7 separate regions of the Mus musculus genome follow, and all the other regions are linked to region 1. The links are chromatin loops, found by intact Hi-C in ENCODE. Cell type or tissue: left cerebral cortex. All regions are shown on one strand. Region 1 overlaps Slc8a1 (solute carrier family 8 (sodium/calcium exchanger), member 1). Region 2 overlaps Gm34265 (a long non-coding RNA gene). Region 3 holds the start of Slc8a1 (solute carrier family 8 (sodium/calcium exchanger), member 1). Region 4 has its middle 92 kb from the start of Gm33944. Region 5 holds the start of Gm34265 (a long non-coding RNA gene). Region 6 overlaps Slc8a1 (solute carrier family 8 (sodium/calcium exchanger), member 1). Region 7 has its middle 120 kb from the start of Gm34211.

Evidence for each region. Hi-C counts contacts between places; a loop is a spot of excess contacts. Peaks named below come from ENCODE experiments on the same cell type or tissue, not always from the same donor. Only the 100,000 strongest peaks of a DNase experiment are listed, where the experiment ranks them.
Region 2: a loop joins it to region 1, with 4 times the contacts of the local background. A loop is called at or near these places in 7 of 42 quality-filtered maps.
Region 3: a loop joins it to region 1, with 5 times the contacts of the local background. A loop is called at or near these places in 4 of 42 quality-filtered maps.
Region 4: a loop joins it to region 1, with 4 times the contacts of the local background. A loop is called at or near these places in 9 of 42 quality-filtered maps.
Region 5: a loop joins it to region 1, with 2.8 times the contacts of the local background. A loop is called at or near these places in 6 of 42 quality-filtered maps.
Region 6: it touches region 1 in a loop (2.6-fold over the local background); 9 of 42 quality-filtered maps call a loop at or near these places.
Region 7: it touches region 1 in a loop (4-fold over the local background); 5 of 42 quality-filtered maps call a loop at or near these places.

What each region holds. Positions count from the first base shown.
Region 1 is chr17:81,664,597-81,668,596 of GRCm38, forward strand. The region is part of intron 1 of Slc8a1 (solute carrier family 8 (sodium/calcium exchanger), member 1); the gene reads right to left. Among named protein-coding and RNA genes, the nearest start is that of Slc8a1, 72 kb to the right of the region's middle. In left cerebral cortex, a CTCF peak has its summit at 2,154 (motif pointing right); DNase peaks (open chromatin) are centred at 2,149, 3,166 and 3,564; H3K4me3 peaks cover 1,566 bases; H3K27ac peaks cover 1,231 bases.
Region 2 is chr17:82,855,946-82,859,945 of GRCm38, forward strand. All of the region lies in intron 4 of Gm34265 (a long non-coding RNA gene), which reads right to left. Among named protein-coding and RNA genes, the nearest start is that of Gm41629, 14 kb to the right of the region's middle. In left cerebral cortex, a CTCF peak has its summit at 1,774 (motif pointing left); a DNase peak (open chromatin) is centred at 1,772; H3K4me3 peaks cover 728 bases; H3K27ac peaks cover 1,055 bases.
Region 3 is chr17:81,735,688-81,739,687 of GRCm38, forward strand. Slc8a1 (solute carrier family 8 (sodium/calcium exchanger), member 1) reads right to left here and starts at 2,700. Exons shown (of 11, transcript NM_011406.3): 1 at 2,622-2,700. In left cerebral cortex, no CTCF peak of the experiment used is centred here; DNase peaks (open chromatin) are centred at 2,080 and 2,825; H3K4me3 peaks cover 1,473 bases; H3K27ac peaks cover 1,165 bases.
Region 4 is chr17:81,191,214-81,195,213 of GRCm38, forward strand. No RefSeq gene overlaps it. Among named protein-coding and RNA genes, the nearest start is that of Gm33944, 92 kb to the right of the region's middle. In left cerebral cortex, a CTCF peak has its summit at 2,407 (motif pointing right); DNase peaks (open chromatin) are centred at 2,434 and 3,026; H3K4me3 peaks cover 742 bases; H3K27ac peaks cover 645 bases.
Region 5 is chr17:82,956,055-82,960,054 of GRCm38, forward strand. It overlaps Gm34265 (a long non-coding RNA gene), which reads right to left and starts at 441. Exons shown (of 7, transcript XR_877010.2): 1 at 256-441. Gm4601 (a long non-coding RNA gene) reads left to right here and starts at 632. Exons shown (of 3, transcript XR_385810.1): 1 at 632-1,200; 2 at 3,276-3,537. In left cerebral cortex, CTCF peaks have their summits at 1,573 (motif pointing left) and 2,690; a DNase peak (open chromatin) is centred at 1,567.
Region 6 is chr17:81,478,616-81,482,615 of GRCm38, forward strand. All of the region lies in intron 2 of Slc8a1 (solute carrier family 8 (sodium/calcium exchanger), member 1), which reads right to left. Among named protein-coding and RNA genes, the nearest start is that of Gm33944, 200 kb to the left of the region's middle. In left cerebral cortex, no CTCF peak of the experiment used is centred here; a DNase peak (open chromatin) is centred at 1,983.
Region 7 is chr17:82,740,295-82,744,294 of GRCm38, forward strand. No RefSeq gene overlaps it. Among named protein-coding and RNA genes, the nearest start is that of Gm34211, 120 kb to the left of the region's middle. In left cerebral cortex, a CTCF peak has its summit at 2,354; DNase peaks (open chromatin) are centred at 1,089 and 2,332.

The DNA of each region.
Region 1 (4,000 bases):
TGAGTGCTCAGTAGACACCATGGTTGGATTAGTGGAAGGTGGTGAATCACTCACTGGTTGTCTTGCTGTTTTGACTTGATCTCACATTAGATTCAGCAAAGACATTATTTGTAACTTAGTTTGCAATGGCATGGAATCTACAGAGTGATTATCCCATCTTTTAAGATAGCCTCTGATAGAGACATTAATTTTTTCCAAGATCTCTTGAATGTGCAGGGAACTGTTTATCTGAATTGGCATCGAGCAACTGTTGTCTAGGTGACTGGTGGAAAGGTTACAATACAGCGCCTTCAGGATTTTGAGACTGTCAGTCTGCTCTAGAGAAAATACTTTGCCCATTTCTCAGAAGCCTTACAAAGGCTAACTTCTTAAGAAAAGAACCAAAGGTTGCTTCAGGGTAAAACCTTAGTATAGGAATCCACATTTGCCTGCTTCTGGTTTCTCTCCGGTGACTGACCTCTTATTCAAGAGCTCTGCTCCCAGGCCCTTGGCTCCCTACGCTTCCCTATCAGAACAGTCTCAAGAGGGCATTCAGTGGGCAGAAACACAGTTTTAACTCTTCCACTTCCTCTTTGTCTTGCTGTGTCCCAGGTCCTCGGGACTTTTTGAGAGCTGATTGCATAAAGCTTTTCAAATTCACAAATCGACATATACTAATGGCTTGTGTAGATTCACACATAGTATATGTTCACATATTGACATATACTAATGGCTTGTGTAGATTCACACATAGTATATGTTCACATATTGACATATACTAATGGCTTGTGTAGATTCACACAGTATATGTTCACATATTGACATATACTAATGGCTTGTGTAGATTCACACATAGTATATGTTCACATATTGACATATACTAATGGCTTGTGTAGATTCACACATAGTATATGTTCACATATTGACATATACTAATGGCTTGTGTAGATTCACACAGTATATGTTCACATATTGACATATACTAATGGCTTGTGTAGATTCACACATAGTATATGTTCACATATTGACATATACTAATGGCTTGTGTAGATTCACACATAGTATATGTTCACATATTAACATATACTAATGGTTTGTGTAGATTCACACATAGTACCTCTTTGTTGAGCAATACCTCTGCATTTTGTTAGGGATTTGGTCAGAATTCTTCACTCAGATGAGTGACCTTCATACTAATGGTTTCAGATTCTATGTTGGCCAGTGGATAAAGGCTTTGAACCCATGAATGTTTTACCAGACTCAAACAACTTATTATAGATGATGCACTAGCCCTCAGCCACAAAAAGAGTTTCCATGCTTCACTTGTCAGACAGGACATTCCCTTCCTTCTTTGAAAACTGAGCAGGAAGTAAGGATGCCTGTAATTTGAACCTTCTTGTTGCATTCTGGACTAGAAGCACCAAGGACCCAAAAACCAAAGGACAGGTGTAAATGTGAGGGCGAAGCAATCAGATTCCAAACAGAGTTGCCAGGGAAGAGAGCAGTGTGAGCTCTGTGAAATCAAGGCACTCTCTACTTGTGTTCTAAACTCCTTCCGTGAAAGCATACAGTAAGCACTCACCCTGGAAGTCTCCACATCAGACAGTGGGCTGTCACTACTACTCCATGGTTAGTTTAAAGTTTCAACACGATGCACATGTACACATGAGAAGCTAGAGGCTGCAGGAAAGAGAGAGGAAGAATAGAGAAGGGGAAAGAGAGGGATTGCCAGAGGAAGGAGAAAGAGAGGGAGGAGAGGGAGAGAGAGGGAGAGAGAGAGAGAGAGAGAGAGAGAGAGAGAGAGAGAGAGAGAGAGAGAGAGAGATTGAGAGAGAAATAATCCTACTGCATTTAATGAGGCCCCACTGGACTAGCCCTAAGTTTAAATCAAAATCCCAAAGGCAAAAGCTGAAAGCTCACATTTCCCGAGTCTGGTCTATCCCAACGGGTCGGAAAACACCTGACATCTACTTCCCCTACATCTAAGAGACATCTCCCAGGAGCCAGAACCATTTTGTTCAGAGGGAAAAGTGGGAACAGGTAGTGTTGTAACCCACTGGCCTGGTTAGCCTTAGTTGCTACTGAGAATTAGAGCTGGAGAGGTAGACTGTTAAAGGAACAGTGGGGAATCCAGACAGCATCCTGGAATCTAGAGAAAGTCAGGGAAAATACTTGCCACAAGAGGGAGCAGTAGAATTTGGTCAGATAGGTTCCTGGGTAAATGTTCTCACAGGGGAGAAGGGGTTTGCAGTAGACATTGGATCATGAAGTGTGGATGGCAGTGGATGATGTTGAAACACAAGGCACATATCCCTAAGTAGCTGAGATTATCACTTGAACCACGAAATTTTTAACAAAAGCAACGACTGGAAGGAACATATATACAACAGCTCAAGAATATGAAACACGCAACCTGATGTAACATCCTCTTCTCTAAACATGTCTTACTCTATATTTAACTTCCATTCTAGTCTTGTCCTTGCTGATACCTATACCTGCTTCTTGCCTGCATAGCTTTCTCCCTCTACCTTGGGCATCCGAGAGAAAAGACTGGCCTCCTTGAATGGCAACATGAAAACAACACCCTTAAGTCTAAAACTGTGATGTTCACAGTCAAAGGCAAAATACTTTCTTGATGCTGCTGTGTCTTTTAAAATGTTTTTTTTTTCTGTTCATTCTCTTTTTAAAGGAGGAATGCAATTTATAGAAGCCCCAGAGTTCTTCTCATCATTTATTCTGTCCAGGACAGAGATTAAGCACTAAGAGGGAAGGAACCATGCGTTTACTTTGCAAGATAAATAAAAGTCTATTTTCGTCGATAAAAAACATGTTAAATATAGCTCACTAACAAATGCCGCCGCTCTTTTCAACGTAGTTTATTGTTTCAGAACACAGTGAGCTTGAAAGAACAGCTATGGTGATCGGGATTCTTCAGTCCTCAGGGTATCCCTCACCTTCCTTCCCTGTTTTTATTTAGAGTTACAGCACTCACAGTACTATGCTCTTTCCTTCCCTGTCACAGTCAACAGAGTTTCCAGCTATCTCTTAATCTAAATCCACACTGATACTATGGAAACTCTTACGCAGCAACAGTAAGGTCTGCAGACAAGTAAGGCAGCATGAAGCACACAGCCCACCTCTGCCTTTAGTTCACTCCTCTCTTCCCAGCCCTGGCTGATCACTCCGAGGACACTCGCATCCTTTGCTGCCTCTGGTCAGTGTGGCAGTGGATAATGGCTTATCTCTCTTCACCTTTTTTCACTTTCCTCTCACTCTTTTTCTAGAGACCCAGTTCATTTCCAATAAAACACAACAGCCATTTTAAACCGGGGCAGGGGGAGGGGGGAGCAGGCCTCTCTTTATAGGGTAGATCTTATTTAAAGTGCCCAGAAATCCAAATGGAACACTTTATTGAAGCAGGCAGAAATTTGTAAAATGGCTTAAGAAAGCCCATCTCACTGAAAGCAGTGGTCCTTCACTGCCAACTCCCTCACACAAGCCCAAAGATGGAGCAGGCTCCTTCCTTTCTTCCTTCCTTCCTTCTGCTTTCACACACCAGGCTAACCTTCGCAAATTAAGCAAGTTTAGCAAACCCAGAGAGCAAAATCCTGGTAACACAGGATTTGAAAGAGGAACCTAAAAAGGCAGCCATCCTTCTTCCGGCTTTCTGTTCTTAACAAATGAATGAAGAATCTAGATTCATCCCACTCCCACTCCCCCTTTTTTTTTCTGCAGAAGAGCTCTAAGAGAGGAGGTGTGTGTGTGGTGTGTACTTTGTGTGTGTGTACTTTGTGTGTGTGTGTGTACTTTGTGTGTGTGTGTGTACTTTGTGTGTGTGTGTGTGTGTGTGTGTGTGTGTGTGTATTAGTGGGGCATACTTTCAGAATTTCCTCCAGGTTGCCTCCCCCTCCTCACTCCCCCACAGCCCCCTTCAGAAATCTTCACCCAGCAGGCAGCTCCTGGGCTGTAGATGTTGTTCAGCTGTTCCTATGTGATGTACTCGGGCAGTCCTTTGAAGCAG
Region 2 (4,000 bases), 1.2 Mb after region 1:
CTTCTGGCCTCTACCGAGTGAGCTAATTTAAGAGACTAAATGGAGGATGGGAAGGCACAAAGAGACCTTACTTCTGGTCCCCATTCCAACAGCCTTCAATTCACAATATTCAGCAAAGCACCATAATGTGGAATCTTGTTTTCTGAGTCCCAGCACTCTAGATTCCGAATCCCCCAAAGAAGAGACTTTATTCCCTAGTAGACAACTCTAAGCTCTGAACAAGCCTGTCTCCTGCAGAGAGCTCCATGAAGCTTGCCTGGAGCCTCACCTCCTCTCCCTCTGCCTGTAGTGTCTCTCCTGCTCACAGCAGAATGAGACAGTGCCCCATAGTATTCTGTTCCTAAGTCAGTGTGTGACCAGGAGCGTGAGATACTTGATACAGGGATTGCATGGTGTCTCGGTGCATCAAAGCATGCTCCCTCTGCTTCCATGTCCGGTTCAGAGAAGAGTTATTAATGGTAGATTGGTCCTGATCCTATATAGGAAAAACATTAACAGACCTGCTCTGGGGCAACCTTGTGGCCGGAGCAACACAAGCTTCATTTGCAAAAGGATAATAGTGGATACATTTATTGTTGTTAGTAACCAGTGGAGGTTACTAACATGTCCAGAAGAAATGGAGACATCGTAGAAAAAAGGGGTGGTGACACAGATGAGGGAACGTTATATTTAAAGACAACAGAGTTACTGAGATTTGGTAGTGAAACAAGAAGTCAAGAGAAGTAAGGTGTCGGGCATGGATCTTGGAAATCTGGCTTGCAAAACTGAGTATGTTTTTGGCAGAGCTACTGAGGTGAAGGACCATGAGACAGGGCTCTCTGGGGCAGTACAAAATGAAGCAAAAAAGAAAGGTGGACTTTCATCTATGAGGCACGCAGGGTGAGGAGTTCTGGGTATCCTCTTGAAGAAGCCATTTGACCCGCATACCTGTCGCAGGGAGAAGAGCTCATGCAAAATGACAAGTGACTTTAAAAGGCAGTGGAGTGAGAAGGATGTCGTTTCTATCGGCTCTTTCTTCCCAGGCTCTTCTCGACCTCTGCCCTTCTCTGAGACCAACCAAGGGAGAGAAGATAAGATCCTATAGAGATGATCCACTGAAGCAGAGAGAATTGACTGTGTTTTCAAATGGCAAAACCCACTCTCCCTGTGTGCAAGTGAATTATCACAGGAACAGCGAATGGATTTGAACACCACTCCATTACTTTCACAGGCGTTGTCTATCACCTTCAAGGAGAGAGATTTTTAAACAGCGACTGCATCATGTTAAGACCGAACTTTTTCCCTAGCCCTAGTAAATTTCTCTGACCCTGCAACACAGCTGACCTCCTAGATGCAAAGCAAGCATTTCTAGGTGATTAAACACATTGGTAGTGAGGCCTTTGACCACACAATAGAACAAAGTAATCAGCCTCCAGAGAGATCAAAACCACAACCTTGTCTTTATTTGATCGTCCTGTCACAGGAGTGCTCAAGGCAGACAAACCCTCGCCGTCCCCGGGCTGCAAAACATTTTATTTCCCTTCACATTTGGAGGGTTGCTGATTTATTAAAACGTGCTCAGCCATTCTAAATAAGCCACTGGACAGAAGGGAAGCAAGTAGTGTTCCTATAAATTATCAAATGGAAAAAGCTCTTACAAAACCTGCGGAGGGCTTGAGCGATGGCAGGTACCAGGTCCTGGAATCCACCTTGGAGAGCAAAAGCAGCTCTCAGCTTTGGTCCTGGGGTCTGGGTTGCCTCGCTTAGTGTAGCCACGTGATCTCACTGCCCCCTGCTGGATGAAATGCGCATATGTTTCTGCTTCTGTTACCCCGAGCCTTTCCCTTACACGAGGCTCCTCCCTCATCTTGATTTTCCTCTGTACTCGGGAAGAATTGTGGTACCTGACCAAAGGGTCTTTTGGGGGTTCCATACCAAAGAAAGACAGGTAGGAAAGCATGCACAGTCTGAGATCACTGTGTGAGAAACAGAGGCCGGGGGCCAAGGGAAACAGTCCAGTGAGAGGCTCCCTGCAAGCACCTCCCACACCCCCCAGATTCCAGCAGTCTACATTTCTGACCCCTGAGGCTTTAGGACCACATCTGAGAAACAGATGCCTATGGAAATCCTTTTTAATATGGCCAGGTACGTGTCTCTTGGGGAAGGCAGGTTTTCTGCTTGAGAACATAATGCCTTTATTTCACAGGTCCACAAGCAGCAGGCTTTCTTCTTTTTAAAAAAAAAAAAAATGTCATGGAAATAAGTCTCCCGTGCTAGAGCACTTTAAAAGTTAAAGGTTTAAAGCAAACGCCCATTCTCAGATACCCATCAGCTATCACACCTCCTAGACCAATGGTTCTAAAGCTGGGGGCCGTGACCATCAGAAAACATGGCTATTTTACAGTAGTAAAATTACAGCTATGACGTAGCAATGAAAACAATTTTATTTGGTTGGGGTCACCAGAACATGATGATCTATATTGAAGGGTCACAGCATTAAGAAGGTTGAGAACCAGTGTTTTCATTTTATTTTATCTGCCTCCATGTCTCATTCTATAGACACCGCACACTGAATAGGAAGGGAGTCTCACTACAGACAAGATAAGAACACTAGACCTGGTTCTAGTCTGGAATAGAAAGATGGGCTGCTGGCTGCTGGGCGATGGTGGTCCACACCTTTAATCCCAGCACTTGAGAGGCAAAGGCAGACCAATCCCCGACATCCTGGCTGTACAGAGTGAGAGCCAGGACAGCCAGGGCTACACAGTGAAACCCACTGGTCAATGGTTAATTCCTGAGCTGACAGAGTCCTGGACAGAGGGTCGTTACAGACAGCTCTATCTTTTTGGGCACTGCCTATGATTGCTTCCTCCTGGCAGTTTCCGTGTTTCAAGTTTCACATTGAGGTCTCTGATCCGTTCAGAGCTCATTTTTGTGCTGGGTGATAAATTTGGGTCCAGTTTGTTCTTCTTCATGCAAACATCTCATTTTTCCAGTAGTTTATTGATGATGCTGTCTTTTCCCAATGTGTATTTGTGGCACATTTGTCAAAGATCAGTCAGCTGTAGCTGCATGCAGTCATGTTTGGGCATTTCTGTTGTTATTCCATTAGTCTATCTGTCGGTTTATGGCAATACCATGCTGTTTATTAATCCAACTCTATAAGATATCTGGAATGGTAATTCCTCTACCCTGCCCCTTTTTCTCAGGATTGCTCCAGCATCTTTTGTGATCCATATGAATTTTAACCTTCTTTTTTCTGCACATTCTGTGGCGGATGTGGGCATTTTGGCTGGGACTACATCAAATGAGTTAATTGATTTTGATAGAATGGTTGTTTTCACAGTGTGAGTTCTACCAAACCATGAGCATGAGAACTCCAGAGTCTTCCTCAAGCTCTTTCTTCAGAGACTTAATGGTTTTACAATGAATGTAAAGATGCTACCCTTTGAAACAGCCCATAAAGGCCCACAAGTTTTAGGCTTCGTCACTAGACTTCGGGACCGTTTGAAGTTAATGGTACAATAGAAAATACGACCCAGTGGAAGGAAGTTGGATCTTTGAGAAAACACGCTAAAGAAGGGGTTCTAGAACCCCATGGTCACTAGTTCCTCTCTGTTTTGGTGGTGTTTGGTGGTGATGGTGGTATTGGGTTTGTTTAGTTTTGGGGGGGTTGGGGCTTGGGGGGGTTGTTTGTTTGTTCTGTTCTGTTTGTTTGTTTGTTTGTTTGTTTGTTTGTTTGGCTTTGTAAACATGAACAGATTCCTACCCCAAAGCATTGAGGCCAACGAACCATGGACTATAACTTCTGAAAGTGTGGGCTAAGATATCTTCTCTGATATTTTGTCATAGCACCTACTATTTCAGGAAGTCTTCTGAAATTACCAGATTTTGTATAATCCGGTACCATGTACAATGGATATGTACAGTGAAAATTAATATAAATAAATTAATGAAGGACCAGAGATTGACAGCCGGTTGGCAAAACTGAAAGTAACCCCTTAATGAGCCCATTCCACGG
Region 3 (4,000 bases), 71 kb after region 1:
GAGTCAGGAGCTGAAGCAGAGTACATGAGGCACACTGGTTACTGGTTTTCTCTACATGTCTTGCTCAGCCTGGTTTCATATGAAGATCAATATCACCTGTCCAAGTTAGCACGGCCCCCAACCCTGTCAATCATTAATCAAGAAAATGCACTACAGAGTTGCTTGCAGGCAATCTGATGGAGGCATTTTTTTAACTGATGGTTCTCTTAGATAACTGTAGCTTGTGTCAAGTTGACAAAATAAAATCATAGCACTTTGACCTTTCTCCTTGGGTTGGATATCAACCTTAGAGCGAGATGGTGTGCATTCATGCTCTAGGTAAAGTTGGAGGGAGGCAGTGAGGGATAGATATGATCAATATAAATAGTATAAACATATGGAACTTCAAATATATGTCACAAATCAGAAGGACAAGGAGCTTGATTGTCATTAATGTTATCTACTACACATAAAAATAGCAGCCAATCATTTCTATCACTTAAAGCTGTTTCCTAGATTTGTTTATCAGGGGGACAAACAGGCAACAGACATTTCACAGGAGTGTGAATTTGAAGTGTGCTTGGAGGTTTGCAAATGAGAGAGAAATTGCCAGCAACAGGTATGTATTGCACCTCTTCAGGACTGCTGCCAGCATCAGCAGCCTTTCTAGGACCCTTCTATATACTGAGACCTGGGAGGGTTCCTGCTGTGCTGTTTCTTTCTGAAAGCCAGCTGGTATGTGATGTTTAGTTAAGCATTTTAGAGCCACTCTTTTGTTCTTTTCCAGGCCTGTTCCACTTTAGCTAAAGTTACGACAGCTATGCTCTGTTAGTAAAGAATGTACAACCTCTTGCTCTTCCTCACCTCTCTCCTCTTCTGCTCTCCTTTCCTTCCCTTTCCTCCTGTCTTCCTCTCTCTTCTTCTCCTCTCTTCTCCTTGTCTCCCCTCTCCTCTCCTCTATTTCTTTCTTCACCATCCCTTCCCTGTCCCTCTCCCCTCCCCTCTCCATTTCTTTTACTTTTCTTTCCCCTTCTTTTTCTTCTTAGATTTCTCTTTATCTCTCCCAGAATATTAGTATTCTTTAGTACAGTTTAACCTACCTTAGAAGGAAAAATGCTAAGTGCAAATATGTTATAAATTTAATGTATTTCCAATGTAAATGGATAGATTAAAATAATAGTTTAGTGCAAATTCCATTCCTTAGTTCTGTACCCTGATAGTGATATTGTAGCATTGAAGCAAAACCATATCTTTTCTTTCCCTGCGTATTTTGTTTGTTTAAGTGAAGTGAAATACAGCTTAGACAAAAACCACTATGTATACTTCCTCTATATTTGTCAAACCTTTCCCCAGAAATCTAATATATCCAGAGAACATTTCACTGCTCGGCGTTGCAAACTATACTTATTCATTCATTATTTTCCATGTTATATTTGTCACCAGAGAAAGCCAATCGTGTTACATATTTCTGCCCTCCCTCAACAACATGTTATGTCACACAACTGAAACCTAAAGTGGGGAGTCGGGTCAAATCTGACTTGATTCATACACACATTGTGCTTCACAAGATAAAGCCAGAGCCTAAATTTTATCATCCTTTATAATAATTATTTCGGTTTCATCTTAGAAAAAAAACACATGTATTTTGTAGGAAATCACACCTTATGATCTCCTTCAAAACTTTTATGAGTGTTTGGCAGATATACTTTGCTCACAGTATTGACAGAACTCCTTCGTTTAATGACCACAGTTTGGCAGCTCTCTGGAATGGTATTTCAAAATGCAGTGAACATGATTGGCTGGTTAACTGGTTTTCCAGAAACTGAATTAGTCATAGAGCAGCTTGTGTTGTTACCCTTGTCTTGATGTACGTACTTTGACCTTGAATTCCTGAGTGGGAGCTTTTCCTATTCTGGTGCAAGCCACTATTGTCAACGTGTGACTAAGAAAACCATGATGACATTTAGAAGGACTTTCTTTCCAGCGGTTAAGACTTTGTACCTCTACAATGAAGAATGAAGAAAAAGTGCCAAGAGTACCTAGAAAAATGCAGGACATATAGCTGGCTCTAGCCATTTTTGACGCACATGCGACATGCTTGTGAGAACGGAACCCGAAATCTTTAAACAGGATGTGACCAATCTACGAGCTGCTGAGAAAAGCTGAAAAACTGACTTCAGTTGCTAAAAATAAGAATGCCTTTTACCAACCTTCCCTTGTTCATCCAAGAAGAACTAGACACAAATGTATTTGCTAGCTTCCAATGAACATGCAAGAAAACTCAAACATTGCACCCACCCTACCCTAAAGCACACAGAGTTAAGCAGGGCCTCATGTGGCCCATCCTATAACATGCTGGCAATATTAAGGAAAAACTAGGTTCATACAAATCCAAATGATGGGTGACCCAGGAAAAAGAGTTATAATTTGCCAGCCAGTCTGGGTTGTTACTTTCCCTCAGCAGTTAAACTCCCCTGCTTGGTGTCAGATACCTCAGTCATCAGCCTCAACCTCAATCTCAATCTCTCTCTAATTTTTTTTTCAGAAATAATTTGGCATCCTCCCCTACAAACATCAAGGGCTCTGCTGGGAGTAGCCGCGTATCATCTCTTATGTAAGTTTCATAAAAGCTTTGCACCTACCTCTGTCAAGCCGTCTCTGTCTGCATGGGCTGGATGAGAAACCGACCAGCTCTGAAGGCTGCTCCAGATAGACCAGAAAGAAAGGACCCGGGGAGCCTGTCCTTAGTGTCTCTAAGCATGGCTGCATAGCTGGCTCTTAGCTTATCTGTGCCTTTCGGCTTTCGCTTCCATACATGGACCTGTTCCCAACACTAACGCCAAGCTGTCGAGAAAGCTATCTGGCAGCTCTCAGGCTCATCCGACACATGGGTGATAAAAATACACATATAGACATCCTTTCAGCCAGCCCGTTTCCCACCCACAATTCTGCCACTACACACGCTTACAAATATGCTTTAGATTGGCAGTCGTATTCTCCGGATTTTGGCGTACAATCAATTTCTACCTGATTCAAACGCAAAGTTTGCAGGGTGTGGGCTTGCTTGATTCTGGCTGCTTACCAGCCTCTTCACACTGAGAGACTTAGTAATAAGATGCTAATGGGACCTGAGAGACATTTATTAAATGAATGAATGAATGAATGAATGAATGAGTGAATGAATAGTAGCTGAATGAACACTACTCCCTTATTGCACTACATGTGAATTACTAATTACTAGGTTTATTCTCGAGACATTTATTTAACTGGAAATGGTTCTTAACCCTCTCGATGATTCACCTTAAAGGAAAAGCAGAAGGCCAGAGATGTCAAGATCTCTCTGACAGGAGAGGAGGTGTTTTAGGTTATTAGGTGGCAGGTGTGTTAAGCTAAGACTTGGGTGAGAAAAAAGGATTTAGAAAATGTTTTTACTGTTACAGAACCCAAGCCTAAATGAATAAGAATTGTTAAGCTTGTTCATTATCACTGATAGGCTTTTGTGGCATACTACTCTGATTTAATCCCTAATCAGGGAATAAATCTTGCCCTGACAAGTAGAGAGGGGGCCTCTTAGTGGCATGAAGACTGAGGCTCTTTGTTTTGTTTGTTTGTTTTTTTAACTTATTTGTAATTTAGGCTTTCATCTTTCAGGTTTTGTTTTAAAAGTGGAGTTATCCCTCTTACTCTCAATGTCTCTAATATGCGGCACTAATCCCCGGATTCACTCGTTTTAGTTAAAAATCAATTTTATTGCTTCTCACTAAGGGTAATTTCTGCGGGTGATATATGCACATGCACATATACTAAAATACTCTTAAATCTGAATTGGTTTTGAAATTCCTATTATAAATTAAAAAGGACAAGCTGGTATATGGATGCCTTCATCCAATCCCAGCACTTGGGAAATGGAGGCAAGAAGCCCAGGACTTTAAAGTCATCCTTAACTACACGGCCAGCCTGGGCTGTGGATAGGAGAGCCTATCTCAAAACAAACAAATAAAAAAGAAAGGAGCATCAAAAG
Region 4 (4,000 bases), 470 kb before region 1:
GTTGGGGCTTGAAGACGATTCTTTGACTTTTTAGGGGTCGCCTCCTTCCTTCTTAATGCAGCATTTCTTAGCTCTCCTAACTCTGCGACCCGTTAATACAGTTCCTTATTGTGCAGTGACCCCCAGCCGTATAATTATATCATTGTAACTTCACGATTATAATTTGGCTACTGTTATAGATTGTAATATAAATATCTGCCACGCAGGTATCTGCTCTGTGATCCCAAAGGGGGTCATGACCCACAGGTTGAGAATCACTGGTCTAAACCTTTATAATGATGTTAAGGATGGCAAGGATGTGTGGTAAAAATGATGTGAAACAAACCACGGAATATTCCAGCGCATTGCCTGGATGGCTGATAGAGCCCATGAGCGCTTGAGTCTCTTGCGCATGCCCGGTACAGATGTTTGCTGCCTTCCAGAAGCCTCGAAGCTTCCGTTCCCTCGTAGAAGCGGCAAGTGCTGAGAGGCCCAATAGAATCTTTCAAATCATTATTCAGTTTTTAAAGATGATGCACAGGACTCATATTTCTGTGAGAAACTGACAATATGTAACGACAGAATCAATAAGTTATGTATCCTGGGGGTAGCCCAGGATACGTAGCCAACACACACAGGCACACAGTTATTTGATACTTTGGTTCATATTAGAGTCTTGGAAGTGACCACGTACGTTTTATACATTATACATGGTTAAAAGTGTCTCCATCGACGCTCTTTCCCTCTTACAGCATTTCTTTCACAGGGGTAGGCGGCAAGGTTGTATGAGTCAGCTTTTTTTTGTTTGTTTGTTTTGTTTTGTTTTGTTTTTGGAGACAGGGTTTCTCTGTGTAGCCCTGGCTGTCCTGGAACTCACTTTGTAGACCAGGCTGGCCTCGAACTCAGAAATCCACCTGCCTCTGCCTCCCGAGTGCTGGGATTAAAAGCCTGCGCCACCACGCCTGGCGTGAGTCAGCTTTTTACACGAATGTTTAATGGAGGTGAGCAATTGCTTGCAGCTGCACATATTGAAGAGGTTTATTTCTCTTCTGGTAGGGGACAAGATGATTTGCCAACTGCATTGGTTGCTCCCATGTTCTTGAGGATGAGTTGGTCCCACTGCACTGCATGGATGCTTCCTTCCCTCTCTGCTTCCTTTGGGCTTTCTTCCTCACAGGGCATCCTAGAGGGGCTAGGCACTCAGATTTAGTATCTTCAGAAGGGCTTTACCCATGTGAGCATAGGAAGCCAGCAGAACTGGGCTTTGGCATGAAGATAAACACGATCGCTTTCCTAGGAACAAAGACGGCAAGTCCAACTGAACAACAGAACATCTCTCGGGAAGTAATAGGCATAGTTCGAGAGTACAGGTGTTGGTCTAATGAATGCTTGGATTCATCACTGGGATTCTGATAGGATACTTAGCCAACCTATTCATATTTGATTGAAAATTTCTAAAGAACAAACAAACAAGTCTCCCTTGCCCCCAACCTAGTTCCATTGTTGTCTGGGAGGCAAAACAAACTTATGTCTCAGAATGTAGCAGTGACATGAATGTTCTAGAAAGATGGTAGGAGAGGAATTGATTCTGCTAGTGCCGATAGAATCATGAGTAGGTAGGTTGTTTTCTCCTAAGACTGGAGTTTCAAAGGTTGGGCTGTGCCTGCACAGAGGGCTTGGGTACTTAGGGAGCTGTGTGGGGAGCAGGCCAATGCTGTGGGGGATATACAACGCAATCCCTCAGCTTTGTGATGCCTTTGTTTCCTGTTCTAGAAACATGACGGGAAAATACCCATCTCATACACATTGAAAGCAACACACACTCCCTGGTATATAACAGAAATAGGATCAGGGCCTCAGAAAGTGATATAACTGAGTGTATAATATGTTTTGTATGAACTATTTCTGTTATTAGGTGTAAATTTGAAGCATTTAATTCATACCCAAGAAAGTCAATGGAAGATAAAATGTCATTTGAAAAATATGAAAAATGTGAATTTTGGCAGCCTTCTCTTGCACATTTTATTTGTTACAACAACAACAACAACAACAACAACAACAAAACAACAGCAACAATGACAACAGGGATATTTTCGTAAAGTTGCTTTTGATGAGAATGCTAAATCACCAACCAAAGAGTACACATGGAGGGACCCATGGCTCCAGCTGCATATGTAGCAGAAGATGGCCTTGTTGGACATCAATGGGAGGACTGGCCCTTGGTCCTGAGAAGGCTCGATGCCCCAGTGTAGGGGAATGCCAGGAAGTGGGTGGGTTGGTGAGCAGGGGAAGGGGGGATGGAATAGGGGGGTTTTGGAGGGCAAACCAGGAAAGGGGATAACATTTGAAATGAAAATATATAATAATAAAAATATATTTTAAAAAAGAGACTAGAACACTTGGACAGCTGGTATTTGTATGGCCACTAGAGGGCAGCGTTGGCATTGGAATAAGGGATGATTCCGCATCTTCAGTCTGAGAACCAAGCTTCCTCTGAAATGCAGACTATTGCAGAATTATGATATATACAATGACTTGATGCAGTGGCTTTGCATTACAGGAGATACTACGCGATCGGAATTGGACCCTTCTGTGTTACCGGCAACATGCATTTTGAAGGGAATCCTTCAGTCCTGGTGGCTGGCATTGTGGGATGGGTATTTCAGGCTCCAGATCCACTGGCACTTGAGGGATTAGAAAGGATTTTTTCCTTTTCACTTCACCAATTTCACTTTCCATTGCAAACTGCAGGAATCTGAAGTTTTCCAGTGCAAACACCTTTCCTTTATCTTCACACAGGTTAGCTTTTCACTCGTCATGTTTCCGGGGCACTGCCGCAGAGGTTATTCTTGTTATCTTTGTTTGATGCTGTGGGGTAGCTGGGGATGCTGTCCTCATGGCCTTTAATATATACAGTAACATAAAGTCCTCATGTGGTTTTAATCACTTTCTTGCTTTGCTGGTGGAGCTGGGGCTGAGTTGCACCTGCAACCACTCAACTGACCGAGTCCAGGATGAGCTACATGTGTGGTTTCCCTTCCGGACTCTTCAATCTCCAGGCTGCTTCTAGCACTGCCCCGCCCAGACCTTCAGACTAGAACAGTATCCAGGAAACGATATTGAAAAGCATACCAAGAAAGAATATTTTCGTTTAAATTTTTATGCGCGATATCTTGTGAAGAATGTCACTTTATTTTTAAACTTGAGATTGGTTTCTCAAAATCAAAGCTTGACAGGAAGCTGCAAGAGATGCTGAGGAGGAAGTCCACGGATCCTCTACCCAGCTCATTACAGGAGCAACATCTTGTACAACCGCAGTACCATACCTTGACAGGAATGTTGCTATTCCTGTTTCTCTCCCAGTACTACATCCTTCTGGTACTGTAATAATTTTGAAATCAGACCAAGTCCCTTTAAGTTTGTTATTTTATGAATTGTAATAGCTATGGTAATCATTTTACCTTTCTACATAAAATTTAGAATGTCTACATGCATAAAAGTATTGTTAGGACTTTGACATTCAAGCAAACCTGTCTATTTGGGAAGAATAGTATCTCCGAGGTCATCCACGAACATCACTTATTTTCCCATTTATTTACAGCTCTCAGTGCTTTGCTCGTCCTGGAGCAATTTTGGTTCCCAAGTTCTATCATGGTTTGTTAGGTTTGCATCTTTGAATTTCTTCGTTGGTTCTGTTAGATAGTAGTCACTGGTGTTGTGTTTGTTAGTATAATGGATATAATTTATTTTTATGTTGAGATTCTATGACTTTGAAAGACACTTATTAGCTCTTAAAGGGTTTTAATTTTTTATAGCCATGTTGGCTCCCTTCTTTCCTTCCTTCCTTCCTTCCTTCCTTCCTTCCTTCCTTCCTTCCTTCCTTCCTTCCTTCTTTTCTCTCTCTCCCTTTCTCTCTCTCCCTTTCTCTCTCTCCCTCTCTCTCTCCCCTCCCTCCCTCCCTCCCTCCCTCCCTCCCTCCCTCCCTCCCTCCCTCCCTCCCTCTCTCTCTCTCTCTCTCTCT
Region 5 (4,000 bases), 1.3 Mb after region 1:
TAAGGTATCAGCCCTCCTGCAGGAGCTGCAAAGCAGGGTACAAATCGGTGTGGTGGGTGGCTCGGACTGACCACTGTTAAGATCGCTGAGCCGGGGGTGATGGGTATGAAGTCATTGAATAGTCTGACTGCGTGTTTGCTCAGAGTGGGACCGTGCAGTACAAGTATGGACTGCTGCTCGCCATGCTGCTGATCAAGAGCCATGTGGGGAAGGAGCTCCTACAGAACTTCATCAGCTTCTGCCTCCGTTACCCACCTTGCTCCGTTACACAGTCGGAGAAGCACGCAGCCTTCACGAGCTCCTACAGAACTTCATCAGCTTCTGCCTCCGTTACCCGGCCTTGCTCCGTTACACAGTCCGAGAAGCACGCAGCCTTCGCGGAGTTCCAGAACGGCATGCTGGCCATCTCGCCCATCTGCCACAGCGGCACCCTGGAGGAGAGGATGGAGTCCTATGAACAGGACAAGAAGGACCAGGCAGTGGTGGCGCACACCTTTAACCCCAGCACTTGGAAGGCAGAGGCAGGCGGGTTTCTGAGTTTGAGGCCAGCCTGGGTGAGTTCCAGGACAGCTGAGGCTATACAGAGAAACCCTGTCTCGAAAAACCATTTTAAAAAATTAAAAAAAGAAAACGGAGAATATCAGGCAAACGTTTGTGGTAGCCCTTGAGACCAAGTTTGACGGCAAGGGGCTGAGTTTCTCCAGACAGAGCTTCGGTGTCTTCCCAGGAGCTAGGATAAGCCCTATAGCCTCGTCCTGAATGAGGACAGCTTCGACATCATCCACTTCTTTGGGAATGAGCCCAGTCCTTGCGGGAATGACTTTGAAATCTATACAGACCCCCGATCATTGGCCATAGCTGTGGTCTCCCCTCAGGACACTATACAATGATGCAGAGAGATTTTTTTCCCTGGAGACAGCCCACAAGTCATGACAGTGCCTACAGCTGAGCGTTGAAACCTTCGAGGAGCTCTGGCCAAGCTTGAAGAGAGAAGCATGGGATGCCGTGGTTCCCCTCCCTCTGGCCCAACATGTACGGTCATGTGGGGCACCACAACATCCACCTACACAGGACCAGGCTCTGTGTGGCAACCATCCCCAGCTTGGTGGCTTCTGATGAAATGCATTCCTGCACTCTGCTCAGATGGCCCTGGCTTCTGATGCTGCTGGTCTTTGGGACAGAATAGGTTTCATCCTAAAGGTTAGTGAGTGGCATATATATATATATATATATATATATATATATATATATATATATATATATATATATATATATATATATATATATATATATATATATATAACCTTCTAGCCACAAACAGACAAGGGGCAAAGTAGCAGGGAGGGGATATTACTCAAAGGACTTTGCCGCAAATATTAAAGTTCCCAAAACAAAACAAAAAGTGAAAAAGAAAGAAAGAAAGAAAGAAAAAAAGAAAAGTGAATCAGTTAACTCCCGAAGTTCCTTCCACAGGAACGAACCACTGTACAGGGCTCCTTAGCAAGCAGTCAACCCCACTGCCTCCTGTAGATGCAGGTAACTGTGTGGTTTTATTAACATTGTGGGACAATTTCTCCATCTAGTGGCCACTTTAGAAAATACAGCCTCTTCCCTCAGCCTTTCAAGAGCATTATTAGGCTTCTAAACACTGGTATTGTCCGTGAAAACAAAGGAAAAAAAATGATTCTTGAAGAAAGAGAAGAAGAAGAAGAAGAAGAAGAAGAAGAAGAAGGAGGAGGAGGAGGAGGAGGAGGAGGAGGAGGAGGAGGAGGAGGAGGAAGAAGAAGAAGAAGAAGAAGAAGAAGAAGAAGAAGAAGAAGAAGAAGAAGAAGAAGAAGAAGAAGAAGAAGAAGAAGAGAGCATAAAGATGTGCTGGATGTTTTAAGGTAAATTTGGATTAATGAAATTGACTTGGAGAGATTTCTGTGGTATGCTATTGAGTGGGAAAAATAACCAGCCTGCAAATTGTGTGTGTGTGTGTGTGTGTGTGTGTGTGTGTGTGTGTGTGTGTGTCCATGTATCCATCTATCCCAACGTCACTATGAGGATCACATACAATGCTGTGCTTCAGTACTGTGTTATAGGAAGAGTGGGAATGGTGTAACGTGTGTACCACAGCCATGGCAGGACATTTAGTACTCAGTGAATGGGACTTCTGCTCCTGCAATTCCATTGCTACTAAAAGAAGACCACATTTAGGCACCCTAGACTCTTGAGCATTCCGTTTCCAGGATGGTAGACGGGGTCAGATGACCAGCTGTCGCTCAAGTTAGTTAAGACATTGGGCAACTGAATCCAATGGTGCCTGCTTCATCCTAATTCCACGGTTCTGGGAGTTTCTTTCTAATTAATACATCTAAGAGTCAGAAATGCCTCGAGTCCCTGAAGCCCCACTCCACCTCAACACCACCTGGTGGAAACAGAATGACACAATTACACACAGAAGACCTAAAGCTTGGGCAAAGAGAAAGAGGGGAGGCTCTGGAGCTATGTCTCCCTCCCCTCTCACTGCAGGACATTGTACTGCCTGGCAGTCACTAAATACATGTCTCTTGAATACATGTCTATTGGCAACCTTGCCTTCTTCATTTTGCTCTCTATTTAATGAAGATATGACTTGATTCTTGACCTTTGAGAACAGTGAGGTTGGACATCACATTGCAGTACTCCTCCTGACCTGTGCAAGGGACATGCAATTTCTTCTCATCTGCCTGATGACCAGAGTCCTCCACAACCACCAGCGTCGACTTCAGTATCACAGAGGGATTCTTCACAGCTCTCAAATGCAGTCTCATGCCCCTCCAGTGAAGCCCATAAACTCGTAATTAAATTGTACTTTGTTACAAGTAGGACCATGGTGCTGGCATGAGACTCTAAGGACCTCTGAGAGTCACCAGATGTCAGGATAAGAATCTTGAGAAAGGTTTCACTAAAGTAGCAGAGAAATTTAAATCAAACTCTTAGGGAAGTATCTCACCCGCTTAGAACTGCTAGTGGCAAAAGGACATGAAACAGCTTGCTGGGGATGCAGAGACAAGGGAATGCTAATCCACTCTGATGGAGGAGCACATTCATGCAGTATTCATTACTGTAAAATGCTAAAGATAAAAATATACACACTTTATAATGTAAAGAATCTTGAACATTTCGGTAGAAGCTGCCCTGGTCCCTGACACCTTTGTAAGCAGCTCTCCATTAGCCTCACACTATTCTATGGTCCAAAGACAATGTCTTTAAGCATGTCATATCCGCCCTGCCTTTTTATTCTGTTTCAGGAAAACATTGCTCATCTACAGAAGTCCATTTATCTGCTAGCCCCAGAGCCTCTCTGGGAGGCAGGCAGAGCATAAATCACTACGATCGCTACGGCATCATATTCAAAGCAACAACTTTGGAGTGAACCAGGACACACTTGCCAAAGTCACTTCTGGCCTGGGGTACGTCAGTGTGTGTCTCTTCCTCTGAGACATAGGACAAGGGAAGTTGTGTCACAGCAGCAGTGTACGTAGAAAGGTCCAGTACAGAGCCTCGTGGATGGTGAGTGTTCTGGGCGTGATTTCCTTCCTCCACAGATACCATTTGCAAAACACATGAAACTCAAGAAGAACAAAGACCAAAGTGTGGACACTTTGCCCCTTCTTAGAATTGGGAACAAAACACCCATGTAAGGAGTTACAGAGACAAAGATTGAAGCTGAGATGAAAGGGTGGATCATCCAGAGACTGCCACACCCAGGGATCCATCCCATAATCAGCCTCCAAACGCTGACACCATTGCATACACTAGCAAGATTTTGCTGTAAGGACCCTGATATAGCTGTCTCTTGCGAAGCTATGCCGGGGCCTAGCAAACACAGAAGTGGAGGCTCACAGTCAGCTATTGGATGGATCACAGGGCCCAATGGAGGAGCTGGAGAAAGTACCCAAGGAGCTCAAGGGATCTGCAACCCTATAGGTGGAACAACATTATGAACTAACCAGTACCCCCCGGAGCTTGTGTC
Region 6 (4,000 bases), 190 kb before region 1:
TTACAGGGAGGGAAGACTACAGAATTCCCTCTAAACCAACGAGTCAAGTTGGGGCATTGTCCTTAATGCTTTCACTCTTCTTGCACATGTATGCTGTCTTTAGAATTCCAGGCCCGTGGTGCTCAGAAGCTGTTTAGATGATTTCTTAGTCACACATTGCCACAGGCCTCATGATGGATCATGTTTATATATGTAGAGGCTTAGAGGAATATCTGGAATGGGAATCTTGGCAGTCGAAAGGCTGGTCTACTTTTGTGGCTCAAGGTCACATCATCTGCATAATCCCACATGATCTCAAGCCCTTGTTTATTATAGACTCTAGGTAGACCCATGGCACAGGTCTCTCACTTCACATAAAACCAATTTGTAAGATTGGCTCCTTAGATGAACTCAAAGGCCAGCTAAGTTAGGTGTTTGTCCCTTGTCCCTCCTCAGACAGATAAGCATATTCCAACCACACTCCATGGTCCTCGCCTCCAAAACCAATGTAAAGTCTCTCTGGTCCTTCAGGGTCCTATCAAACTCTTTGGTTTTGACGTTTGAGCGTTTCCTGAATGAAGGTCTGACAGTGTGTTGATATGTAAGCCTTTCCGACACTTTATTTCTTGATCTGAACTTTTAGTGAGCTGTTATGTTAATGAATCTTCTTTCCATACCTCTAGTTTCTTAGATGGTTCTCTTCTTTTTGTTATTCACATCTGGGTAGCAGCGAGAGGTCATCTTTGGAAAATTTTCTAGTGCTGTTCTTGGTGTTCTTGAGCACAGAGAATTTCTACTTTACAGTAAACCAGAACCCCAAACCTCTACCCTAGGCATACATTAAACTAAATAGAAGATTAACTCACTTCACTCATTATGGCTCCTGAAAACATTACCTTGAATACTATAACCAAAATCTTGATACATAATTCTAATTTCAGCTACTTATATAATATAATTGATAAGCTTATCTAGATTTTTCTATATGGCCAAAGAACTAGGGTTAAAAGGTGAAAAATAGCATTAAGTTACCACGTGATAAACTTGGATTGTGTTCAAGGCCAACATTTCTGTGTTCTGAAATAAAATTATAATTAATATTGTACAGTTTGGAAAACACATTGTGGGAAGGTGTGTCTTTGCATCCAGGCCTCCAAGACCAATCTTAATTAATTAATTAATTAATTAGTCAATCTCAGTAAGGTACTGAAGAGACAAAAAAAAAAAAATCTTCAGAATGCCAGGGGAAGCTGCAGCTAACCTGCAGATCTTTTTAATGCCAGCATGTCATTAATGCAGGTTTCAATTAAGAGCCACTTTGGATCTAAGTTTCAATTATCAATATTGCTTCCCTCTGCTGCTGATTAGAAGACCAGAGTCGGTTGGCTTACATGAAAACAACGCATCTCCTGTCACTGGCTGTGCTTTGCTGAGATAAGCTCATTACAAATTGTGTGTAATTACCACATTGTGAACGAGGGAATGGCAATAAATTAGGTAATCAAAACAGCGTTTTCAAATAAGCTGTAAGCAGCTTAAAAAAATAAAAAAAAAAAAAGAGAGCATTTCTGAATGACAAATTTGGCATGACCAGGTAGGTTAAAATTACCATTGTACATTATTATCTGTCGGATTTTATGTATTTAGAGCCAAGAGGAAGCCCGCCCTCGCAGACCTTCACCTATGTGCTTTCCCGATTGTGGATGATTGCATTTATCTAAGGAACTGCACGCCATGTAAAGAATGAAAACATGCTTCGGGGAGGGAAAACTAATTAACTTCCTCGCACAGAGGTTGGTAGGCCCTAGCTCGTGTACTTTTAATTTCAATAGGACACCCCTGTCCTTGGATGAAAAATGCTGACTGGCGTGTTCTGGGACTCTTAGCTCACCCTAAGGCCGCTGAGCAGAGAGCCCTGGCTGTGTGCCCAGCTCCTGTGGCAAGGAGTCACCATGAGTGCTTCTTTCAACTTACGCTGAAGTCTTAACAGAGAGAGCACCACGTGCTACGGTATCACAGGAAATAGGGCTTTCCCTATGAAACCTCATACATCGAATCTCATTTCCATTTGCAACGCTTGACTGGCCCTTCCCCCACCCCCATCATATAATCCCTATAGCCACAGAAGATCTCCCTGGAGCAGTTAAGGAGGGCAGGGTGCATGTTTGCCTCTTATAACTTGGGGGTGCCCAAGGGTGCTCCCCTTTTGGCAGGAATGAGACAAAGGGCTATGCTGTGGAGGACCTTCAGGGATGTGTGGATGCAAAAAGGAGGAACAATAAATAACAAGAGAAAGGAAAAAGCAAAGCGAAGAAGCTCCCCCCCCTTTTTTTTCCCAGGGAACTGAAACCCAACAACCAGCTGAAGCACGGAGCAGGCGGGGCATTGGTTCATCCCGTCTGCGCACAGAGAAGGCGATGTGTATGGTTCAGCACAGGGTTCTTGGAAGACATTTCAAAATATTGGGAACGTTTTCCGTAGCCCCTCAAAACCCCGTAAGAGTTCAATGAGGGGTATTACGCATTTTCTCTTGCAATCAACGTTGGAAAATAATTGCAAAGAAATAGAAATTTGACTGATGTCTGAACACATCCTAATTTTTCCTACAAGGATACTGTCTGATACGTAAGAAAAAAAAAATCCCATATTCAAAAAGGCCTCAACCACAATCATTACAAGGTTATATTTTTAGCTTCTTCCTATCATGATTAGCCTCTTCAACAGAGTAAAGTTCTGCTAAAGTAATTTAATGTATGGACACTGTGTTCAAATTTTAAAGTTTGAAACTTGTCATAAAGAAATCAAATCACCATCTTAATTAGCTTTCTGAGGTCATGACGTATGTCTTAATTATATGAGATCACTTGAAAAATGTCATGTAGTGGCAATAGAAGTTGGACAAAAAAAAAAAAAAAAAGCCTGATATATCTTATGCCAAAAGTTATAAAGGGATTTTATTGAATTATCACAGCAAAATTATTTTTCTTGTTTGAATATATCTTCTTGGGGCTTTTTGTTGTTTTGTATTTATTAACTTTAATCTCAGGCAACTGAGCCCATTTTTTTTTCTAAGCTCATCTCACAGTGTGAAGCTCTGGCCTAAGAAGGAGAGTAGTGGCCAAGCAGTTTATATACTCAGCCTTGAAGAAAAGGGAGAAAAAGGCAAGTTAATGGAAGTGAAGGAAAACAGAGCTAGATGAAGGGGAAGAACAGAGAGCTAAGAAGAAAACCCAGAGAGAAGGAAGATGGTAAAGACAAGGTGGGATAAATTTAGTTGTCTAGCTGTCGGGGCTTCCATGGGAATGCCAACTATGACAGCTGAGACACCTCTGACGGCTCTGTCACCTCTGAGCAGGGAGACAGCAGCACTATTTTTAACAAAGGTCATTGGGGAGTCATGCCTAGACATTACCATTTGTGCTCCTTGGGGTGGTTCCAACCTGAGCAGCATTTGGGCAGAGATCTGAGAGTTGCGTGCCACTCAGTAGCCAGCTAGCCAGCTGACCTGGAGACAGGCGAAGTCTCATTTTCCTGACAGAGCAGCACTTCCATTAAGAGAAGGAAGGGCGCTCGGCTATTAATTTCTGCTAACTCTTAACCTGGCCAATGAAACACATGCATGTGCAACTTTGTATCTATTTCAGGGCGTGGACGCCGGGCCCTTGGAGATCGCTGGTTGGCTCTGAGCTCTCTGTTTCCACGCCACTCTCTTGGTTCTGATCTCTTTGTTCATTCCTTTTCTTGACAGGCTGCCTGATGGGAACACAGCTGGCCTAGGATTCTAACAGACTCAGAGCAGACAAAGCAGAGAAAGAGCTTGTGAAAGCCTCTTTCTTCTTAATAGTTATTCTTTTTCTTTCCTTAAAGAGAACATCTGAGTGCTTTTAAATGTTAGGCAGTGCTGTTTGATTGCTTTGGCTTTCTGAGAAAAATTTAAACTCCCCATTGCTCCTTGATAACTTCTTGTCTCCTCAAGGTTTCAGAAATCACCAGGGAAAGGACACGCCCATTTATAGCTGGT
Region 7 (4,000 bases), 1.1 Mb after region 1:
GAGTGTATTAGAGTTCACACAATGAAGCTGCACGGAACAATGTTACAAGCCTTGTCCTGACACAGGCAAACATTTCCCTTCCTGGAAGAACATCTGTTAAACATAGTAATCAGAAGCCTGTAAGGCTTTAGTACCAAAGTTATGATTTTGTATATGTGAATTGCAAGAATAATAATTATTTACAAAACTTCCTGGAGAAGTGGCTCAGTGGTTAAAAAGCCCTTGCTACTCCTCCAGAGAGTCAGAATTCTGTTCTGGGAACCCACTTCTGGCCACTCACAGCTGCCTTGATCTCTGCCTCCAAAGATTAAATACTAGCACATACACACACAAATAAATTTCTTGAAAATAGCTATTATTTATTATTTTGCTTCCTTGTTATTGAGATTTATGGGTAATTTTTTTACACACTGTCGAATAATTAACCTTATAAACTTAGATGGAGTTATCTGTTGCTTCTACAGTCCTTGGCTTTTCTCATATATAGAAAGATCATCACCATCTCTAGTCAGCAGTTTTGAATATTTGGATTGTATAAATCTTGTTAATAAGTAACTGCTTTTTGACTATTAGTTCAGCTTACTCACGGTAATGATGTTACAGTTGAAAAATTTCTTTATAAAGTATTTTGAAATAAAAATGCTTCTAATTTTAGATATTTATATGACTTGGTTTTAAGTGCATTTTGAAATATTACTATGATTATATCTATCCCTCCTATCATATTCCCTATCACTTTTCCTTTTCAAATTCAATCTGTACTTTATGTTCATAGCCCACTCATTCCAGTTAGTGATGTCCATAATGCATGGGTATGGGCCATCCACTGTCAGATAGGAATCATACTAGTGGCCATCCTCCAAAAAACACTAATTCTCTATCCTCCTAAAATGTTAATTTATTTTATTTATGTATATGCCTTGTAGAGAGAGTGTGTGTGTGTGTGTGTGTGTGTGTGTGTGTGTGTGTGTGTGTGTACATATGCATACACATGTGTGCATGTATATACAAGTGCCTGGGGAAGCAAGGACAGAACATCATATCCTTGGAACTGGTGAGACAGTTGTGAGCCATCCAATGTAGGTGCTAGAAACAGAATTCTCATTCTCTGAAAGAGCAACAAGCGCTTTTCACTGCTGAGGCATCTGTCTAACTCCCAATTTAACTTTCTCAGGGCCCAATCCACAATACATGAAACAAATCCTAACTTTGTCCATCTGACTTTTTAACTGAAAAGAGATCTTTTTCCATATAGTATACTCTGATCAGAGTTTCTCTTTTGATGCCAAGATAGTACTGGTCTTCAGATTTCCTAAAGTTACCTAGTCTGAAATTTATATAAAAATATATGGGGTAGTCCATCACCACTTTGTTAAAGTGGGGTGCTTGCACTTGCTCTTCAGCTCAAAAGAAAATATTCTCTTAATTTAAGCAAACAAACAGTGGTTTGCATAGAAATAAAAAAGCATGTTTATGACAAATTTTTCTTTAGGTCATATTATATCTTAACTCGTAAAATTCCCTAAAAGTTGCATAATCCAATATCAGTTCAATCTGATTTGTTATTTTACTTGTAGCATAGTTACTGTTCTATAAACAGTATTTCAGTGAAGGAACACCATGACCAAAGGTACTCTTATAAAAGCAAGAATTTGGGGGTCTTGCTTACAGACTTAAGGAATAGTTCATTTTCTTTATGACAGGAAGCAAAAAGGAAGGACAGTGGAGCAGTAGCTGAGAGACTTACAATCTGAACCATGGGAAGAGCCCAGAGGCAGACACATTGGGTCTGGATGGGCTTTTGAGAACTCAAAGCCTACTGTCTAGTAATATTCATCTGCCAACCAGGTCACACCTCTTCCAACAATGCCATACCTCCGAATCCTTCCCAAACAGTTTCACTGAAGAGGAAGCATTCAAACAAATGAAACTATGGGGCCATTCAAATAACCACAACTTTACTATGAATATGTTCATCATTTCTACTGTGTGTTAGTAAATCCAAGCTATCTGGCATCAAATTTGAAATCTCCACATATATTTTAAAAAAAGAAAAAGAAAAAAAAAAACCTATGTCTCATTTTTTCAATATGTTGTTGACATAAAAGTAAGCAGACTCCTTTTTTTCTCTCTTTCAATGTAGTTTATACAGAAATAAGCAAGCTTTAAGTTTTCTCTCTCTTATACCACTACAGTCCATGCAAGCAGAATGTCATGAAACAAACACAATGATGGCCATTTTGCTTTTGCTTTCTCATTTTTCTCTTGAACCCCATAAAAAAATGAGCTTTAATTCCATGCTTTTCCTACTGTGGACAAACCCTTTCATTACTTTTATTACATGGTACTGCCACCTATGGGTCCTACACATAGAATACATTTTATTTGGGAATAAGGAAATTTAGAATTTTAAATGTAAAAGTTCATCTGGTCCTCATCGCTTATTACAGATGGGAAATTCAAAGCTTGAGCTTCTAATGATTTCAGTATAGGCAAAGATTCATTAAGAATTAGGCTGAGTAATCACCATACTTTCATTTACTTGTAAATGGGACCTAAGTTTACATTTTCTCTTTTACAATATGAGTAACACCATCAAATTCTTTATATCTAAAGATACATTGCCTTGAAGGTATGGAAAGGCAAGCTATTCTGAATGTTTAAGACAGTAAACTACTTAAACACCCTTGCTTTCATTAACTAATTAATTTTCTTATTTTTCTTTCTGGAGTACTTTAAAGAATAAGGCAAGACCTTTGTATTTGAGAAAGTTTAAAATACCACTACCACACTAAAGAACAACATTATGTAGAAAACTTAGGGAAGTGGTTTTTTTATAGGTCACAAAAACTGAAGGATGTGTACTCTTTGTAGTCCTGTCCAGATGGCAGGGTTTAAGGTACAACATAAATGCACAATGGCAAATTCTGATGGTAGCAGCTACTCGGTGTTGAGTAGCAAGAAATTCCAACTGGAAATTCAAAAATGTTTATATTTACTTTTCTAAAAGTCCAACTCTAATGAAACATGTGGAGCCCTATCATTTAGAATCATGAAGAAATGTTTTCACTGCCTTTCCTGCCACCAGACATCCCATTACTTCCCAGTTCTGTTAACAGAGTGGCATCACTTTGACAAGTTAATGTCTCTGAAAAATCAAGGCATTTCATCATTATTTGACAACAAATGCCAGGGTTAAAGTCTATGTTTTAAAAACTGAAATTAGCAGAGGATCTACCCACACGCTCACACCTACCCACCCATTTGTGACCTAGTTTTGAACAGTTCCCTAAGTTCACATGAAGCAAGGCAATGATGTGGGAGGGAACTACTCTGAGAGAATGAAAATCGAGGTAATTGAGATGCTGAGAGAGCCATAATGCACAAAGTCATAACTCGTTCCTTTTTGTATTTGTCTTCCAAGAATTAACTGACGAGAAACCATTACTATATGTTTTTCAACTTCCAAAGATCATTTATTTCAGAAAAGTTATTTGCTAGATATGCTGAGCCTAAATATCCTAATTTTAAATTAACTTTGTGAAAAGAACGTATCTTACCATTCACTCCCCAACATATGCAAAATTTATAACTCTTCATATAAATAGAAAGCAAATCATTTCTCAATGGATTTTAGCAAGAATATATTCTCATTGACTATTTCATTGAAAAGATATGAAATTATGTGAAACTGTGTTTGAATAAATGTGGCTACCTTTTACTAGCATTTCTTGAAACCATAGTAACTAAAAGCAGTTGTAATTAGCGTTTAAGAAGTGCCTACTAGATATCAGAGAGGCTGCATTGTGATAAGCTTGGGAAGCAACATCATTGTTTTTCTAGAGAGGATTAGTGTATAACTAAGTAATAGAATGGTTACCTACTATGAAAAAAAGACCAAAGGTCTTATTCCCCATTCTAAGAGTTGGGGCAGATTACAGAGTTCTGGATGAGATACTATAAAGAATGGCCCATGTAAATAGTGCTTGGTCTGTGGAAA